Linked DNA regions of Homo sapiens: region 1 is linked to region 2. A link is an interaction called in ENCODE POLR2A ChIA-PET data of the cell type or tissue named here. Cell type or tissue: PC-9. All regions are shown on one strand. Each heading gives the region's core, and the rest is flanking DNA. Links, peaks and the distances in the headings are about the cores only.

Region 1 (7,154 bases), core at 718-5,717, 630 kb before region 2:
GGTTATTAGGTCATGAGGGTGGAACCCTCATGAATGGGATTAGTTACCTTATAAGAAGAGACACTAGAGAGCTTGCTTCCTTTTCTGTTCTCTGCCATGTGAGGCCACAAGGAGAAAATGGCCACCTGCAAATCAGAAAGAGTATCTTCTTTTTTTTTTTTTTTTTTTTTTTTAGACAGAGTCTCACTCTGTCGCCCAGGCTGGAGTGCAGTGGTGCCATCTGGGCTCACTGCAAGCTCCACCTCCCAGGTTCACGCCATTCTCCTGCCTCAGCCTCCCGAGCAGCTGGGACTACAGGCGCCCACCACCACACCCGGCTAATTTTTTGTATTTTTAGTAGAGATGGGGTTTTACCGTGTTAGCCGGGATGGTCTTGATTTCCTGACCTTGTGATCCACCCGACTTGGCCTCCCAAAGTGCTGGGATTACAGGCGTGAGCCACCGCACCGGCCCAGAAAGAGTATCTTTAACAAGAACTTAGCTATGCCAGCATCCTGATTACAGACTTCCAGAACTGTGAGAAATAAATGTCTGTTGTTTAAGTCACCCCATCTATGGTATTTTGTTATGGCCATGCAAACAGATTAGGACAGTCATATAATCATAACTTATTTGAATGACTCACTGCTAACTTTCATTCCCAGATATGTTTTGAGATAAAAGAGAGCCATTTTCCTTCCTCTCTCTGAAGTTAGTTCTTAGTAAACTCCATCTACCAGAGAGGGGTGAATTGTCAATGATTCACTGTGTATACTCACAATGTATACTCTATCCTAAAGGCACCAGGAACGGTAGTATAGACGTGGCGACAGGAAATAGGACTACACATTGTTTAAGGTAATGAAATTTGGGCTTCTTTCTAGGGAAGTGAAGAAGTCACTCAATGGAAGAGAAATGAAGTTTCTCAGTTCGTACTGGGGCTGGACCCAGGACTGCCATACATTTATGTTTGTTTTATTTGGTCCAATTGGCCTCTTTAATATTCTTATGATGTCTTCACCTCTTTCCCTTCCTATTCTGAGTCCACAGCCAATTTTATCACTCAAACTGCTTTTCCCTTCCTATTCTGACTGAGTCCACAGCCAATTTTATCGCTCAAACTGCTTTTCCAAATGTCAGCAAAGACCTTCAAATCTTGAGTCCATTGGCCCCTTCCAACAACTCATCTATCACCTTCACATTGCATTCTTGTTTATGGGGCTCACTGCTGAGACTGTTTCTTCCAGACTCTGAGAATGCAATGCTGGCTCTTCCTATCTTTTTAAAAATTCCCTATTGGTCTCTGTTATGGGCTGAATTGTGTTGCCCCCACAAAATCATATATTGAAGTCCTAACCCACAGTACTTCAGAATGTGATTACATTTGGAGATCAGGTCTTTAAAGAGGAATTCAATTAAAATGAGGTTATCAGAGTGGGCCCTAATGCAATATTGCTGGTGTCATTATAAGAAGGGGAAATTAGGGCATAGACATGTAGAGAAGGAAGACCACATGAAGACACAGGGAGAAGACAGCCATCTACATGCCAAGGACAGAGGCCTCAGAAGAAACTGTCTCTGCTGACACCTTGATCTCCGACTTGCAGCCTCCAGAACTGTGAGAAATAGATTTTTATTATAATCTACCCAGTCTGCGGTACTTCATTACGGCAATCCTAACAAACCAACACAGACTCCTTTATTTCACCTTCTCTGCTTATTCCCTAAAAGTGGACATTTCCCAACCTCAGTCTTCATGCTTAGCTTTGCTAGTCTCATGTACCTTCGTATGTCCAATTATCATCTCCATTAAACCAATCTTCAAATTTAACAGGTTGAACCATATGAAATGGCCATCTTTGTAGGTTAAAAGTGGTTGACTCTTGGCAGTTTCATATGGTTCAACCTAATATGCCTCTACTCTAAACATTCTTTGATGCTCTATACGTGCATGTCCCCCTGCCTTTTACAAATATCCTTAAGATTACACCACTGGTTTCTTCCAAATATCACATCCAAAATAGAACTCACCAACTTCTTAAGAAAGCTCTAGGCTTAAAGCATCGGCTGTACTTTGGGTCATCCTTTTCTCTCACTGTCTTATACCCTGGTCGCCACTTGTGTGCTGTTGCCTGCCTTCCACATCCACTTCCATAGTACAAGCCCTTTTGGGGAAACTGCTGGGGAGCCTCCTAGTACTTTTAATTTAAATGTGGTTTCTGAACCTGCAGCATTCCCACTGCCTTTAAGCTTGTTGGAAATAAAGACTCAGTCCCCACCTGGACTTACTTATTCAATCAGAACATGAGTTTCTAAAAAGATCCCCAGGTGATTCTAATACACATTAAAGTTTAAGAACTGCCTTAGAATATGACGGTGGCCACAGGAATTTTAACTTTCCAGAAAGATCATGTCAATGTATTTTCTCATTGGCAGCAGGAGAGTATAAGAAAACCCAAATCACCATAATTTCACCAGTACAGAGTAACACCCGTGATTTTTAAATGCTGCATTTTTGATAGGTGAAAAATTATATTTTGATAATGTTGATATTTATTCCTCTTTAATGACTGGTAAAGGTCTATATTCATATTTGTCCATGAACTCTCTGTTCATAGCTTTTGGTAGTAGTTGTTTTTCTAATTGAATTATTTGGGACTTTTCTGAATTTTATTATTATACTTACCTTTGTTATTGCAATGTGGACAACTCTCAGGACGTTGTGTTAGTTAACCTGCTGAATGTGAATCGAAGATTCTCAATATTCCTGACAGTCATGTCTTTACACTATGCATAGTTTGAGGAGTAAATTGTTTTCTTCCCAGGTGGTTATAGCCGGCTATGCAAGTCACAAATCTTTGCTTAATTCATGAGCCCAATTTGAGGAAATTAATGGATAATGATGATTTTACAGTGAGTGCTGTAGTGCTTGCTCTACAGTAGAAACACAGGGGATGATTCTGAACTGAGTTGCAGAGCAGAAAATACAATAAAGCATGGCGCCATTCGGCAGCCTCCTCTCTAAACCTAGTAGCTGTAACACGCGCGCGCACACACACACACACACACACACACATACACACACGAAGAGTGATTCTGGGGAGCCAAGATAGATACTGACACACTGATCACTAAAAAACTCATGCTCCTTCTTATCATTCAGAATGATTAGTCTGCTGGTTGTGGCGATCTGGGCAACCTGGGAGGTGGCTTGACAAGGTTACTTAGGTCAGAGCAGGATAACAAGCAGCAGAAGAAAGAGCTATACACTATTTGAAAATAAATAAACAGCCCTGATCATGCTGCAGCTTCACTTTGCAGTTGAGTAAGCTGTACCTGTCTTCCTTGTTTCTCTTTGTTTATGAGGATTTCTAAGTCCCTGCTGGTTGATGGTGTAATTTGCTTAGCCAGACAAGCAGGTACTGTACACAATAAGTTCTTCTAAATAAAAGGGGTGATTAATCAAGGAAAATCAAACTGTGAGCCCTAGTACCACTCCTTCCTGGCTGGTCCCAGACTCCCAGCTTGTTTATTTAGTGTCACCCATAGTCTGTCATGGCTGACCTAAAACTATCAGGAACAGCCACAATGGCAGCCAAGCATAAACAAAAACCTGAACCGAAGGTGCAGAGGGACTGCCATTCCACAGATAAGATCTATTGCTGTAATAGCCCTTGATTATGAAGACCAAAGGAGAAAAAACACCAAATATACAGACACTTTTCTGTTTATTTATACATGAAGAAGGAGGGGGAAGCAAATCATTTACAAAGAGGAGGGGAAAAAAAGGAATAAGGTTTCATTACATGTCAGTGTTTCTCAGTTTATAAAACAAGATTCTGTGATAAGCAGGGGGTTGCTTCTGGTCTCCTTTGTTTGTGTATTGACATTTTGCAATGCTTTAAAAAAAAAAATCACATGCTGGGGCCAGAGATAGCAGAGAAAAAGAGGAATTGAGCCGGGAAAACCTACTAGACTGTTACCTGGAAAAAGCATGCTTTTTTTCTTCCATATAACTATTCCAACAGAGCACTAGGTTAGGTCAAAAATGAGTAGGCTGTTAGGTGATCTTTCACATTAAATGATGTGTTATGAGATTACGCTTTTCAGGGGAACAGGATCCCTTCTTATTGCAGATGTGCGTGATGCATTTTTAACATGCAAGGAGCAATTTTTGGCGAAATTGTCACTTCTCTGTTGGCCATGATATTCTTTCTGTGGTTATACCTTCTGACGTTTTTCATCAGATTATTTAATTTTATAAAGTTTAGGAGTTACTTGGAAAGAAAGTTAGCTGGAGATGTCTACTGCCAGAATGTGACGAATGTAGGCACCAGCTTCAGAGCCAATCTGGTCACTGCCTCAAGATAGAACGTGAAAAGATTACTTTTGCCCTTAAAGAGGCCCACAAGTTCTGGGAAGCAATGGAAATGGATCTCTTCATTGTTGTTTGTAGGTGCTGTGCTGCTGTTGTTCATGTCGAAGGGGTCAAATTTATCCATTTAATGGAGAAGTGTGCTTGTCCTACTAGCATTCCAATTTATAAGATGTGTAAGAGGAAGGGCAAGATGCTTCCAATAGGATATTGGTATTGAGGAATACTGCTTTATTGTTCTCTATTGGTCAATTACTGGGACAAATGGCTGCAAGAAGCTCTCTCCAATCTATTTTTTGCAGCCCATGCAGCATTACATTTCACTCCAAAGAGTAAAGCTCTAATGCTTTATCACATTCCAGTGCTCGAAAGGGAAATTGATAGTAAGGTACTCAACACTAAATGCATCCATTTTGGTATACTGACATTGCCTGGGACTACAGATAAATTTCAACAAATCACACGCCTACTCTAAGGAATTGGGATCTCATTCTCTGAGGCAGTCTTGGAGATAGAAGGCTCTGACTAGAGAAGGCACAAAATGAGTATTGGCATTATCAAGACACTGTACTGAAAAGGTGCAATGTTCTAGCAGCTACTGGAAAAATCCCAACAGCGTTCACTTGCATCATTGGTTGAAAATTCATTTTCTTTTTTCTCTTGAATATTTTGTGGTACAGAAAATTTTGGGGAAAGGCTGGCGTTAGAACTAACACAAGGGACACAAATAGGTCACACAAATGTCATGGCTACTGGGACTCAGCTGAGTGGTTAGCACTAAACTAGTATCAAAATTTGTATGGATACTTCAGTTCATTTCCACAAGCTGTTCTAAGTTCCTACTTCTACTTTAGCTGTCTTCTGGTGATTACAGATTCAAAGCCCCAAAAATGTTTCCAAAGTAAAATACTATTTTTTTCTGTGCCTACTTGAAGCCCAGTGTGGCATTCTCTTTCTCTGGATTCCTCCCAGTGCTTTAAAATGTGGCTCCCACTTTTCCCTGGAAGTATTATTTATGCATGGTGAATATCTGTGAGGGGATGCTTCTATATGCACAGATTATTCATTGCATTCAGGCCATTTTTTGATAAAATATGATGCACAGAATCAAGTTATCTATTATCATGTGCATTGGTGATGTTCTATCCAAATTTTCCTTGTCTGAAAAAACTTTATTCTCATATGATTTTTAAGTTGAGATATAATTCACAGACCATAAAATTCCCGCTTTAGAAGTGTACAGTTCAGTTGTTTTTAGGATATTCACACAGGTATGTAACCATTATCACTACCGAATTCTAAAACATATTCATTATCTCTCTAAAAAACGCTATACCCATTAACAGTCAATCCCTATTGTCCCCTCTTCCCAGCCCCTGGCAAACACTAGTCTATTTCCTGTCTCTATGGATTTGCCTATTCTGGACAATTCATGTAAATGGAATCATAGTAAATGTGGCCTTTTGTGTCCAGCTTCTTTCGTTTAACATAACATTTTAAAGGTTCATCCATGCTGTAGCATGTATCAGTATTTCATTCTTTTTATGGCTAAATAATATTCCATTGTATGGGTACATCACACTGGATTTATTCATTCGTCAGTTGATGGACATTTGGGTTTTTCCCACTTTTCGGCTACTGTGAATAATACTGCTATGAACATTCATGTACAAGTGTTTGTTTGAATGCCAGTTATCAATTCTCTTGGGTATGTACCTTGAAGTTTAATTACACCTAGAAGTATAATCATGTGGTAACTCTATGTTTAACTTTTTGAGGAGCTTTCACGCTGCATTACACAGCAGCTAAAATATATGTTTTTATAACTTGTTAATTAGTAATTCATATTCAACATGTTTTCTTATAACTTTAAGTGTTATATACTAAATATTCTTTTATTAAAGCTACATTTTCTATATGGGATGATGAAGTTGAATTTAGTTTAGCTTATGTGCCCATGCTTGTATTCATTCAACTTTTTCTTATTCAAAATTTTTACCATGCTGTTGCAGTTAGTATCAAAGCTAAACTCAAAATATAATTACACTGGTAATTGATAAGTAGAATTAGAAATGACAGTCAACATTATAAATTGTGTATTAATAACTATTAGTAAGAAAATTACTTTAAAAACATTTATTCTCATTCTTTTTGCTTTGTTTTGTAATTTTTTATTTAAATAATACTGTTTTTTTGAAATCAAATGTCAGTTTTGAAAAGATTACCTGAGCCCATATTCCTGCTGTGAAATGTTCTATTTCATTTAAACATATTTATAAAAATCAAATACATTTTAATCTACAGTAGAGACAGAGCCTTTAGAACAAAACAGAATACATCATAATTAAAAGCAAGCAATTATTAACTTTGGCAGTAGAATAGTAAATTAATTACTTTGCTAATTGTTTTCTAGGCCATTAAGAAATGATTAGCTAATTGATTGATTATTTAAAGTGTTAGATTGAACTATGTTGTTGGGACCAGTAAAAATTTGTAGGCTAAATATCTCTTACAACATCTGATAATATCCAAAAATTTTTTCAGGAATAAGTACAAATACTGGGAAAAAAAACCTTACTATGTGTGTTTCTAGAAAAGGAGAAATTACTCTTTATTCTGAGTCTTGATTGTATAATCATGTTATTTTTAATAAATTAAGAATGGGCTGAGGGCACATTTAAGAATTGGCTGGATTGTCTGCTAAACTTAGGAAACTGGCTCCCTGCTATCCCTGTATTTTGGTTCCATTTACCCAGCTCCTCAAATTTATAGTTAGTTTTGTTGCTCTGTTCCTGTATGC
Region 2 (7,154 bases), core at 931-5,930:
TAATAATAATAAAAGGTACAATTATTTAAGACCTAACTTCTTCCAGTGATCTTGTATTTTACCAATCCAGAATTCATGTTCCCACCGTGAATTTGGGAAATGTTTTAAATAATTTGTTCCTTGGTGAGTGTTCTAAGGAAGCAAGCGGGGAAGGAATAAAGACCCTACCTATCTCTCCACCCTCCAGTCTCTTATGGGTGCTTCTTACTCGCAAAACCCAACCAGAAGCCAGAGGACAGAAGAAGACTTTGGGTGCTACATTCCAGAGCAGCAAAAGTAGGTGGGGAATGAATTGAGCAAATTGAGAATAGTGAACACAGCCACTCTCTCCCTGAAATAGAAATAGGATCCACTATAACACATTTGATTTGCCGGGTGCGGTGGCTCACGCCTGTAATCCCAGCACTTTGGGAGGCCGAGGCCGGGGGATCACGAGGTCAGGAAATCAAGACCATCCTCGCTAACACGGTGAAACCCCGTCTCTACTAAAAATACAAAAAAAGTAGCTGGGCGTGGTGGTGGGCGCCTGTAGTCCCAGCTACTCGGGAGGCTGAAGCAGGAGAATGGCGTGAACCCGGGAGGCGGAGCTTGCAGTGAGCCGAGATGGCGCCAGTGCACTCCAGCCTGGGCGACAGAGCAAGACTCGGTCTCAAAAAAAAAAAACAAAACACACATTTGATTTGATGCCTAACGTCCACCTAGAAATAGCAAAAGTGACATGGGAAAATTTCCAGTCCCTGATCTGCAAAAGAGTAAAGTAAAATAATCATGTCAATACATAATTTTTAGACTGTTCTATACAATATGCATACTTACATATAACTAAATATACAAAATGTAGAATGGATTCTGATGCCAGGCCCTATTCCCTCTTGCTTGGGGAGTAACCTTGATTCAGTCTGGCTGAAGACATAGTTCTGAATCCTCTTCTGTGTCTCTCAGATGGAGTTCGTGTCACCTTGTTTGGGAAGACCAGCATTTTGAAGTTGGGCTTAACCACAGTTGGTGGTATCGTTTCCTATGCATGTTTAGGTTTGATCCTACTAATTTCAGTTAATATTGGTTTTACTTTTTCTATTATAAATTCTTAGATGCAGTGTCTCGTGTTAACCTAAGTACAAGATAATAGTGGTCACCACGCTCAATATTCTCTTAAGTACCAAATAAATGCTATTTAATTTTTATGACTCAAGAGACTTAAAAATTTTTTTTTTGCAGTAGTTTGGTCATATCTACGCAAATTGAGATTGAAGAGATTAAGATTTCAGCCCTGTGTTTGTTGTGAACAGTTTGAGAAAGTGTTGCTTGGGGCCTGAAGTATCTGGGAAATTGTCAGATGTCTCCACCCCAGCTGACTAGGAAGAGCTAGCCAAATTTTTCAAACCATAGCCTAACCTTTTCTATTATTTTGACGACAGGTATCTCTTTAGCCAGATCTACAAAGTCAAGGTTAACAGAGCTAAGAGATAATTATCTAGGCAGTTTCCACCTCCATTAGAATGATGATGGCTACAATTTTCCACTTTATTTTCAGTATGTAGACTGAGCACATGGAAGCCAGAGAAGAGATGCTTAAGTCAAATTTCCAAAAAGAAAATTATTCTTAATCATTCTAGTACAGAAGGTTTGGAGAAATTAGGATTCACATTTACTAGTGGTGGGAGTATAAATTGGCAATTTGGCAATGTCTAGTAAAGTTGAAGATGTGCATTTCTGATGACCCAAAAATCTACACACCCCCTTTTTTTGTTTTTTTGGTATGTGCCCTAGGAGAAAAAAGCACATACCTGTGCACAAAGACACATCGCTAAGATTTACATATACTTATACAATTAAATACTGTGTTCCAGTTAAAATGACTGTGGCTTAGATCTACCTGTGTTACCACTGGTAAATCCCAAACATATAATGTATATGAAACAAACAAGATACAAAAGAATGCATAGGGTGTAATATCATTTTCAAAAGGTTAAAAAAACCTGTAAAATAGCATATATGTTGTTCATAGTCATAAAAGTATGTAGTCAAAAACAATCAGAAAACATTTATATGCATGAACTCATGATAACCATTTCCTTTGAGGAGACAGAGAACAAATAAGGATAGAAAAGGAATACATAGTAATCCTCAACTATATCTATGAGATTTATTTTCTTAAAGCACACATACACACACACACACACACACACACACACACACAGACCCCTAAAGTGCAATGTTAAGATTTGATAAAATTGTGTTATGGGTCCATGGATTTTTATTATATTATTCTCTATAGTTGTCTACATGTTTGAAATATTTCATTATAAAATATATATTTTTAAATCATCCAAGCGCAAGAATATTTATCAGAGGAATCACCAAAGCAAGGAAAAATAAAACATCCCACTCAACTTCTTTTCCCCATAAGAAACCATGAATTATGGAGCAAAGAATGCCTTGTATTTATGAGAGAGATTCTTCTAAAGGATGCCTCACATTTATAAGTGAATATCCCTGTAAAGATCACGGCTTATTCATCCTAAATTCCAGACAAGAATATCCTACATTGGATTTGGTACAAGTTTATGATCCCAAAAGCATTAAGGTTAGCTCTGCTTAACATTTTATTTCTTAGCAGAACACTTTAGGAATTCCGAGAGAGGATCGCCCAGCTCGATCAGGGTGTTACACTGCCCTTGGAGCATTGGGAAGATAAGATAACTGTGGAAATAAATGATAGAATGGACTGAGCCCTTAGTGTTGCTGTGTTGTTTATCATACTTGTAAGACTGCAGCAATCAGAACATATGTATGCATTTTTCCCTTGAAACATCTTTTGAGTGGTAGTTGTGTGAAACAATGATCTGTTGAATTTAATTCACAGATCAAAGAGGAAGGAAATTAACCAACACAGTAAATTGATTATTTCATGGGTGACATAACCAAGGCAATGATTTATCTTAATAAAGGGCAACTTCCCTCTAGTTCTTAACTGAATTCCAGCCAACGCAATAATACTCGGCTGTTAATGACTTTGATGTTGATGTGGAAAAGTGAATGACTGCATAATCACTGAAATGGGACCTCATCACAGTTGGAAACGTTTAAGCCAAATCATTTTGGACTGTGAAAAGAGCCCTGAGTGGTGGATATTGGCTGGGTACCAGATCTTCAGTCTTAACTAAACAGGGCCTGAAAACTTTATCATATTGCACTGCTCTGGCTGGACCATAACTCTGACAGCTCACAGAGACTGGAGTTTAATATATATGTCTGTGGCCTCACAGAGGGAAGAAAGAATTCCAGGGCTTACAGCACCGATAATAAATACATGTCTATCAGCATTCAGCTGAAAGTGTAATTAGTTAAATCCGTCTTTGGGAGAGGGAACAGAAGAAAGGAAACAGAAGTCAACTTAAAAAAAATTGAACCAAAAGCTTATTTTTATACTCCACGTTACTAAATATGGCTTAAGAGCTTGCGAGACAGCGTTAGTCATAGATGGCAGCCTCCACCTCCTCCCCTCCTCCACTCTCCATCTCTAAATAATAAAATGAACTAAAATTAGAGCTGCATTCAAGTATGTTTGCTTGATTATTATTATTTGAGTTTGAGCTGAGAAGTCTATGAGGAGAGGTAGCACCCTTGGGAATATAAGGGACTCCCTGGTGTCCACATTTTTTACTTCTAAATGGAGAAAAGGAAACCAGCTTTGGTCACAGCCCAATTGTCATCACCCAACCCAGTAGATTTCCTCTTGGGCTAATCAGATGCTGGATAACATCAACTTCCTAGAGTTAAATTATTACATCCACGTATTATAATGCTAGTCTTCAGCAAGTGTCTCCAACCCACCCCATTCTCCCCTAGTCTCCACCCTATTCACCCTCTTCACAACCTCCCACTGTCCCCAGATGCTCCTAAACATAAGTTTCAGGGACTTGTCCAAGTGAGCCTATACCAAGCTCTGCAGCCACAGCTTGGTGACCAGGACTTATAAGAACACAGCCATAGGCACAGCTTGAGGGGCACCAGACACTTGCCTGTTTAAATACCACAGAGCCCCCAGGCTCAAGAAACTCAAGATGTCTGATTCTGATCATTTATTTTAAAAAAAATCTGTCTTTAGGGGCAAGGATTGTTAAACTGCTCATCCAGGCCTGCAGCTGAGGTTGACTCAGAGCTCAAAGCTGGAAAATGCCCATGTGGCAAGATTAGAAACTCATTTGTGTGGTTTCTGTGGCCTTGCCGGGAGCCTCCTTCTTTTCTCTCCTCTCTCTTTAAATCCAAGCCTTCATCAGTTTATTATTTTAAAGGCACCCTTTTCCTGCTGAGTAAGTGACATGGCTGCATCCAGGCAGCTTTTCCCCAATGCATTAATGACCCTCGAAGATTTTATTCCTGTTCAGCAACCTACTTAGATGAGGTCATCTGGGAAACTTTCAAATAGTCTATACCTTTTCTTTTTTTTTTCTGCTCTTCTCAAACTGTTCTCCTCCATGTGCAAGAAATTCTTTTCTTTTATTCCCTCTCCTCAAATTCAATCTGAATCCAAGTGCTTTTAATTTTTAGCTGCATTTTGCAAGCCTGGACTTTCAGGAATATATGTTATGAAAGCACTGAAAGAAAAGACTTTCTTGTCATCAAAACCATAATAATTATGTGTCAAAGATAATTACTGCTTGGTGTGTAATACATCTAATACCAAGTGACAGAGAAAGTAGTCTACCGGCAGACAAGAGTAACTGCCGGCTGGCTGAAATCTGATATAAAATTAACCACCAGGCTCAAGCTCTCTGCCCACTGGAATTTCACCAGATAAAGGCCACCTCCACCCCCCAAAATAATTCTTAGCAATGGTTAGTTTATTTGTGTTCTTTGTTGGGAACTTTTTAAAGAAATGCTTATATTGGTATATGTGTAAAAATTAGTTGTGTCTCTCATAAAGATATAAGACTGTATTCCAAATGCCCATGTTGCATATGCCATAGGGAGATTATCTGGAGAGTTGAATTGTTAATACAACAGCTAAGAACACAACGAAACTCTGGGAAGTAAGAATGAGAAGCTTTCAGAGATTGCTAGTAGTTTGGCTCCATAACACCTGAATTTAGAATCTAATACTTATATAGAAAACCAATGCATTGAAAGCAAAGCATTTAAGGATGTGAAGATGGACCACAACACTGCTGGAACAAAGGGAGGTAAAGAGAATCCTAGGGATGCTACCAAAGTAAAACGTGATGGTCCTTGGGAAATTTCCCTGAGTTGGGCTGGGAAACAACTATTAAAAAAAAAAAATCAAGCATGAGAATTCTGCTCAAAGGTTCCTTTTGGGCAACTTTATAGCCGAAGATAAGGGCCAACTTCCTTTTTTGATCAGTGATGCCCCTGGCACATTTCACCACGAGCAAAATCAGCTATGCCAAAGAAAAGCTGGCTTGAGCCCAGCAAAGGCAAATGGTGGTTAACAGCAGTCAGGGTTGCATGGTTTACGCATCATTTAGGATAGACCTAAATCTCACCTACCTCATCACAGCAAAAACTGTCTCCACAACAGCAGAAGGAGAGGCCAGAAACTTAGAAGAAGAACTGAGTTTTTGTGAACTGTTCCCTGATTAGCCGAAATAGCAAACAGGCCTGCAGACTCTCATCAGCTGGCAATGAATGGACTTGGGTGCACTTGGTACACAGAGGCAAAAATACAGACATTGATAGAAGACTTTAGTGACCCTCTGAGGTTCCTCTTTGTGAAGACTAAGACTAATCCAGCACAGCATTATCTCTAAGCCTTCAAATGAATCCTGTGAGTGCTTATCTAGTTCAAACTCATCTCCACCAAAAACCCTCCTAGTGCTTAATTGAAATAGTTCATTTTGATTTAGTGCTCAACAGCTTCTGTACCATTATAGCTGTTCTGCACCAGATAGGAATTCCTTTTTAACTTCAGGAGTTATGTTCTTTGAAAGTACTGAAATTGGAAAAACTACATTTGGCAAGGCTAAGAATCAGAAAATAATTAAACTGGTGTTAACTAGATATACCTAATAATAATGAATAAAGTTTCTAGAAGGCACCTGGATGCAGGAAATTAAATTAATTAGCATTAGAAATCTCCTGTTGATAACCATTTATTTGTTTATGAAATATAGCTTCATCATCCTGCCTAGCCGAGGCAGAGTGGCAAATTTTATGCAAGACACACTGTACCAACTCAAAAAAATTTTTAACCACTTCTCAATGGATAAAAATTCGATGCTCTTTGCACTTAGGCCCTCATTTTTAGTTTCACTGTTTCTGTGAAATTCTCATGTAACAGTCTATCCTTTTCCTAAGCATCAGCCTGCTTAAGGGCATATGTTACTGGTGGTCCCTCTCCACGATTTGAGAGGGTAGAGCATAAATAATTTCCCTCTGTGCCATTCTATAGACCCTAACACATGATCTGCTGGGGGGAATGGAGGGAGAGAGATGAACTGATTCGAACTGAACCTCGGGAGAAATATCGTTTTATATATATTTGGTATACAAATATAAAACTGTGCTGATCTCAAATCTAAAATTGGTAAAGGAGTACAAATTTACCTTTCCTCTTCATCTCTAAGATTTTGAGATAGAAACTAATGTTGTCTTCCAATTTGGCTGTTAGCAAGAGCAATTGAGGATGGTGAAAAATAAAATGATGAGACATAAAAAGAATGACATGAAGTGTTCTCAGAAAATAAGAAAAATATTCATATTATTACTTCCATGCTAATGTGTTTAGGAATTTCTTCACAAAACGTAACAAGGTGTATTCCACTATACTGTCTCAATACAAACTACAGTTCTGAACTCACACTGCTTTTCTGCAGAATATTTATGAAATAGTTTGGATTGTTTTAAATATCTGACCAAAAAGTGTTATTTTTAACAAAAGAAAAAAATAAAATAGGCTTTTGAATATATGTATTGCATATATTTGTGAAAATATTAATATTATATAGACATTTTAAATATCACATCATCCAATAGCATTCTTAGTAAGCCATAATGTAACACAGAATTTTCGGTAGTGCTTAAAATGAAAGGTAATGGAGAAAATACACTATATAATTCAGAAACATAAACACACACAAGTAGAACAAAAATAATAAAATGACATTAACTAAAATAAATTCTTGACTTTTTAT

Evidence for each region. Peaks named below come from ENCODE experiments on the same cell type or tissue, not always from the same donor. Only the 100,000 strongest peaks of a DNase experiment are listed, where the experiment ranks them.
Region 1: POLR2A ChIA-PET joins it to region 2 with 9 read pairs; 2 of 35 experiments call an interaction of 5 or more read pairs at or near these places.

What each region holds. Positions count from the first base shown.
Region 1 is chr15:35,724,902-35,732,055 of GRCh38, forward strand. The region is part of intron 2 of DPH6-DT (DPH6 divergent transcript); the gene reads left to right. Among named protein-coding and RNA genes, the nearest start is that of DPH6-DT, 180 kb to the left of the region's middle. In PC-9, for the core only: no CTCF peak of the experiment used is centred there; a DNase peak (open chromatin) is centred at 3,480; H3K27ac peaks cover 1,333 bases.
Region 2 is chr15:36,354,036-36,361,189 of GRCh38, forward strand. The region is part of intron 1 of LOC105370767 (a long non-coding RNA gene); the gene reads right to left. Among named protein-coding and RNA genes, the nearest start is that of CDIN1, 220 kb to the right of the region's middle. In PC-9, for the core only: no CTCF peak of the experiment used is centred there; no DNase peak of the experiment used is centred there.